Regions from separate parts of the Mus musculus genome. Here region 2 is linked to region 1. A link is a contact called in ENCODE Hi-C or POLR2A ChIA-PET data. All regions are on one chromosome and are shown on one strand. The core of a region is the stretch at or near the end of the contact, and the rest is flanking DNA. Distances in the headings are between cores, read along the strand shown. Region 1 holds the start of Tmem121b (transmembrane protein 121B). Region 2 holds the start of Hdhd5 (haloacid dehalogenase like hydrolase domain containing 5).

What was found. A loop is a pair of places that touch in the nucleus more often than their neighbours do. ChIA-PET counts read pairs that join two places held with the same protein, here RNA polymerase II (POLR2A).
Region 2: a map of left cerebral cortex shows a loop between it and region 1 (4-fold over the local background). The contact joins the promoter of Hdhd5 here to the promoter of Tmem121b in region 1. A Hi-C loop is called at or near these places in 5 of 37 maps with a recorded cell type or tissue (T-helper 17 cell, heart, left cerebral cortex and 1 more). POLR2A ChIA-PET finds 5 or more read pairs at or near these places in 2 of 5 experiments (Patski and embryonic stem cell).

What each region holds. Positions count from the first base shown.
Region 1 is chr6:120,492,442-120,495,369 of GRCm38, reverse strand. It overlaps Tmem121b (transmembrane protein 121B), which reads left to right and starts at 1,424. Exons shown (of 1, transcript NM_033567.2): 1 at 1,424-2,928. The coding sequence starts at 1,616.
Region 2 is chr6:120,529,887-120,532,814 of GRCm38, reverse strand. It overlaps Hdhd5 (haloacid dehalogenase like hydrolase domain containing 5), which reads left to right and starts at 1,516. Exons shown (of 8, transcript NM_144815.2): 1 at 1,516-1,648. The coding sequence starts at 1,523.

The DNA of each region.
Region 1 (2,928 bases), core at 175-2,674:
TTGTTCCTATGGACTGGGAGTGAATTACACAGAAGCCCCAGAACCTTCTCGAGCCCCAAATGCTATTGTAGTTTTCTTCTCCTCTACCTCTAAAAGCAGGACTTTACCTCCTGCCCTTCAGGACTCCTACCAGTGGGGTTGGAAGGGGGAGGGCAGCCCCTAGGCAGACTCAGCCCATGGACCGGAATGGGCAAGGCTGGCCTTGAACCTTCAAAGCTCCTGTTTCAGGTTCCTGAGTACCTGGGGTTACAGAGGAGCTGGCTTGTGACACCAGGCTCTGCTGGAGTTTATTCTTTTGCATGCTTCCATACCTCTAAAGATCCCCCCACCCCCTTTCTTGGTCAGACATATTTTCCTGTTATTTCATCTCCTGCTTTAGCTTTTTTTTTTTTTTTTTGATGACAGGGTCTCACATAACCCAAAGCTGGCCTCAAACTTGCTATGTAGTCAATGGTGACTTTGGATTTCTGAGCCTTCTGCTCGACCTCCTCAGACCTGGAATCAGATGTGGGGTGATGGGGAGGAACCCCTCCGCGCTGCATGCAAGCTAGGTACAAACCTTTCAGAATACCAAAGATGAGCCTGGCTAAGCAAGCAACTGCCCCACCCCAGGTCTCCAGAGTGGCTTCCTGCCCTGGCCCTGGCCTCCCCTACCCCAGGACTAGACAGTGGTATTTGCACCCCACCCTCTTCCTAAGCCCTCTTCTCAGCAATTATATTCAGGGAGCCTTTTCATTAACTGGAAACTGAAGATCTCCGAGGGGAGGACAGCTTTGGATGTGTGAAAATGCAGTACTTGGTTGGGAGTGCTCCTTCTGAATAATAGAATTGGGGGTGGTGTTTGTTTGGTTTGGTTTCTGGTGGTGGGTTGGAACCCAGGACTGGATGCATACAAGGCGGGTCATTCTACCAATTGAGATACACCATCCCCGAGCTCTTTCTGGTTCTTTTTTTATTTAACTTTTTAATCACTTCCATTGAGTTCTCAGGGCCTTTACGGAAGGAGATGGCAGAATGGTCGTTGGCGCACAGAGGAGAAGTTGGCTTGCGCTTCCTCCTGATAGGCAAGAAAGGACAGTGGTGCTTGGAAGCACGAAGTTGTGGTCTACACTGAGACCAAGGCCACCCAGCAGTTCAGGTTCAGCCCTTAGGGCTGTGGAGCTAGAGACTTCATGTTCCTATCCCGCCTGGCCTGATACGCTTTCAACTCTACTCCGGCACCTCAGTTCTCCCTCCTTTCCTTCCTGCTGATCCAGCCAGCCAGGCTTTCTCCTCCTCTATTCTCGCCTCCTCTCTCCCTCGAATCCAGTCCTGGTTTCCCCGCTGCCAGCTCCTTCTGCTGCCTGCTGGGCTCGCTCCCCTCCTCCGCCCCCGCCTCTCCGGTCCCGGCGGTCTGCTCGGCTCCCCCGCGCTCCCCCAGCTCAGCCACCCGCGGCTTCACTCGCCCAGTCCGGCCGCTCCAGTCCGGATCTCTCTGCCTCCCGACCCGGGTGCGAGTTCCAGCAGCTGGCGAGGAGGCGGCAGCGGCTGGCCCGGGTTCCCCTCTGCCGCCTCGTCAGCCCGAGGTTGACGGGGAGAGAGCGGCCGGGCAGCCCCTGGAGCCCCTCCGAGGACAATGCACCCGGCGCTGGGCCACCCTCGCGCGCTCTCGTCCGCGCCCGCCTCCTTTCCGCCGCCCCCCGCCGCAGCCCGGCTACAGCCCCTCTTCCTCCGGGGGGGCTCCTCCCGCGGCCGGAGAGGCTCGGGCGACAGCAGCACCAGCACCAGCACCAGCCGCGGGGGGTGCGGCGGCAGACGCGGCGGAGGCGGCGGCTCCCCGAGCAGCAGCACAGGCGCGGAGCGAGAGGACGACGACGAGAGCATTAGCATCAGCAAGCCACTGGTGCCCGCCGCCGCCGCGCTCCCCGGGCCCCCAGCTCAGGGGGGCGTCCCAGTCTCCGCCACCGCGCCCGCCGCCGCCTCCTCCACTTCCACGCCCACCTCTTCCTGCAGCATGACCGCCGCGGACTTCGGCGCGGGCGCCGCGGCCGGCACCGTCGGGGGCCCCGGGAGCCGCTCGGCGGTGGGCGCAGGCGGCACCGGGACCGGCGGCGCCGCCTCCTGCTGCTCGTGCTGCTGTTGCTGCTGCGGCCGCCCCACTCGCTCCGGCCGTAGGGGTCGGCGCCGGGGCTGCTCGCCAAGCCCCGGCTGCCGCTGGGGCTACCAGGCGCTGTCTGTGGTGCTGCTGCTGGCGCAGGGCGGTCTGCTGGACCTGTACCTCATTGCAGTCACTGACCTGTACTGGTGCTCTTGGATCGCCACCGACCTCGTGGTGGTGGTGGGCTGGGCCATCTTCTTCGCCAAGAACAGCCGGGGCCGTCGGGGCGGCCCAGCGAACAGCATGCACAACCACCACCAGCTCCACCACCACTCGGCTCCGCCTCTGCACCTATCCGCAGCGGCGTCGGCGGGGGCCGGGGCCAAGGCTCGCGGGGGCCGAGGAGGTTCTGGAGGCTCCGGAGCCGGGCCGGGGACGACTGGGGCAGCGGGCGAGTTCGCTTTTGCGTACCTGGCCTGGCTCATCTACTCCATCGCTTTCACCCCTAAGGTGGTGCTCATCCTGGGCACATCCATCCTGGACCTCATCGAGCTGCGCGCGCCCTTTGGCACCACGGGCTTTCGCCTTACCATGGCGCTGTCCGTGCCGCTGCTCTACAGCCTAGTGCGTGCCATTAGCGAGGCGGGCGCGCCCCCGGGCTCGGCGGGTCCCCTGCTCCTGCAGCCACAGCAGCATCGCGCCGCGGGCTGCTTCCTGGGCACGTGTCTGGACCTGCTGGACAGCTTTACACTGGTGGAGCTGATGCTGGACGGCCGCGTGCCGCTTCCGGCGCACCTGCGCTACCTGCTCATCGCCGTCTACTTCCTCACTCTTGCCTCCCCAGTGCTCTG
Region 2 (2,928 bases), core at 267-2,766, 37 kb before region 1:
GGGGAAAAAAAAGTCACAGAGCCAGACTACACAATTCAATGAACTTCCATTCAGGACAGAAGCTGTGGTGTTTTACACTGTCTCTCTCAGATATGTTTTTATGCACGTATCCTGTTGCTTTCAGAGGGACCCTCCCTATTACCAGTTGTATCCAGACTTAGTGCAGGATGGAGTGAAGACTGAGCTCTGAAGATCTGGTGAGGGGTAAAATATGTGTTTTCACAGGGGAGGCTGTCACTAGAACAAGTGTGGGTACATTTAAAACCCTCAGGCTGCTAAATTGGTTTCTTTATATCATCATCATCATCATCATCTAGATAATGTCTTGGGGTGATCCTTCTGCAAGCCTCTGGAGCGCTAGGATAATAGGTATGAGCCACCACCTCACCTATTCCTAAATTAGTTTCTTATTTGAAAAGCGGGAAGAGGTTAAAACAAAACAAAACAAAACAAAACAAAAACCAAACCTGGACAGGGTATCCCCTGACTGGGCTTAGGTGCTGTGTGCTATGGTGGGTTTGACTAACGGCAATACATCTTCCAATTTTTCATCAACAGCAGTTACTCTGATTTATGATCTTAGTCCTCAAAGCTGAGAAGCAATGGACACAACGGAAGTGAGTTAGCGCGGAGTCCTTGTGCATTCCTGACCCTCCAACCCATTCTCTTCGACTCACTACTTTTTTTGGCATGATTATATCCAGGAACAGGTCAAAGACTAAGGAAGAGAGCATCTCACACCTTTCAAACAAAGCGAAGAGAGAGTTCTTTCTGCAGCAGGCTCCTATGTCAGGATGACCAGACTGACTTCCACTGTCCTTGCTCACTGACCTAAGCGTATTCTCTCCTCAGAGTGCTTAGCTGTACACATTACATGTTTGTTGAATCCATTATCTGACTTCTCGGGACAGTGCTCTTTTTTTTTTTTTTTACCTTGTTTCGTACACTGATCCCAGCCTCCCTACCAAGTGTGAATCAAGGAGATCTTTCCTTCCCGGATTTTGGGTCAGAGCCCGCAGGAAGTAGGACTGCCGCGCATGTTTACTGAGTAAAAGATTTTAAAGAGTAAGAAGCAGCACGCCATTCAACATTCTTTGGATGAGGCTCAGAGGATTTAGGTCTCAAAACAATGGTCTTCTTCCCCAATTCAAGGTTAGGCTGCCTTGTTCCACACGGTCACCCCAGCTCCAAAAAGTGCCGAGGAACACGCTCCCGGAAGTCAGCAGGTGCACTGATTGGTCAGGTGTCTGTCCTCCCAGCACGGGTGGCCGCGAGTCGATACTCGCTGACCCCAAGTCTCCTCTCGGGGAAGCGAGGGACCCAGAGCCTCGCCATTCAGTGTCAGGAACGCGCTCTCCGCTCCGAACTCGCAACCCGAGCCCGAGCTCCACGGTCGGACTACAACCCCCGAGAGGCCCTGCGCGGGCGGCCGCTGATTGGTTGCTCGGCTGTGCGTGGGAAGGGGGCACCGGGCTCGAGAGTGGGAGAGACACACAGTCTGCGCGTGCGCGCGACGGGCGCGATGGCTGCGCTCGCCGGGTTAGGGGTTCTCGGCGCCGGGCGCCATCTGTGGAAACTGCCTGTGCGCCTGTCTGCGGGGCTCCAGGGCTGCGGGCCCCGGAGGGGCTACATCGCGGGCAGCGCTGAGGTGAGGACGCATGGGGTCTGCACTCGCAGGGCCTGCGGGCGGGAGGGCCGTGCGGGCCACTGAGCATCCTGGCCTGGGGCCGCCCTCCCGGAGACCGTGGAGCCGCGGAACCCTTCGTCCTTCCCGAAGCGGTGTCCGGGTGCGCACCTTCCACCCGCTGGAAGAGTCCTTGTCCGGAGAAAAACCAACCCCAGGTCAGCCTCGGGTGGGTTCGCAGCTCCTTCCCGCGCGTCAGGAATGTGCCTCAGCAGTTAATTCGTTTCCACTTCTGCTCGAAGTAAGGGTTCGCGGATTCTTATTTCTAAAAAGGTAACTGTTTGAATATGGCCAGTAAACTGTACGGCTCAGGTGTGCAGCCATCAAGGCAAAGGAACTGTTATCATCATCATCATCATCATCATCATCATCATCATCATCATGTGTTGTGTGTATGTGAGACAGAGGGAGAGGGAGAGAGAAAGGAGTAGTAGGCAGGTTAGAGAACAACTTTGGGGTTCTCACCTTCCAGTGTGTGTTATGTGGAACTCATCTTCAGCCTTGTTCAACAAACTTTTAACAGCTTAGCCTTCTTGCTGGGCTTTGATTTTTTTTTTTTTTAATGTGAGTTTCCAAAAATTATGAGAGAGTATGAATTCCATATTTTTATTTTTCAAACAACTAATCACTTCGTTTTGGCGCACCTGCTTCTCTCTCCCGCTTTATGGCTGTAATACTTTAAATCCTGGAGTTTTTATTATTTAAACCCTAAACTGTGTGGGAAGCTTTAAAAGAGGCGTTTTACACTGAACCACAGTGCTATTACCATGCCTAACACACTTCTCTCGACTTATTTTGAAATTATAAGTGAATAGATTTGTTGTGTGTTTGTGTGAGAAGCCACAATACGTTCCCTAACTGACCTGTAGACCAGGCTAGCCAAAAGTCCTTGCTGACCCATCCACCTGCCTCTGCTTCCTAGGTGCTGGTTTTCAGGCATGTGCCACTAGGCCCGCTTTCAGGGATCCAGAGCAGTGTTGCTTGGATTCACAATGGGACAGAAATGAAATTGAACTGCTATCTCAAGGGAAGTGCGTCCCAGCTATCCTTGGGGTCACACAACAGCCATTACTGAACCCCTAGAGGGGTCTAAGCATGGTGTTTATAGAGAAATCCTACCCTCTTAGCTTTTCAGACCTGTATGCTGATTCTCTGTGGGAAGAGTAAGATGAGAAAATCAGACCAAAACTCTGAAAAAAAAAGTAAGGGCTTCTATGGGCCCTCTGAAATTTACCCATGAGTCC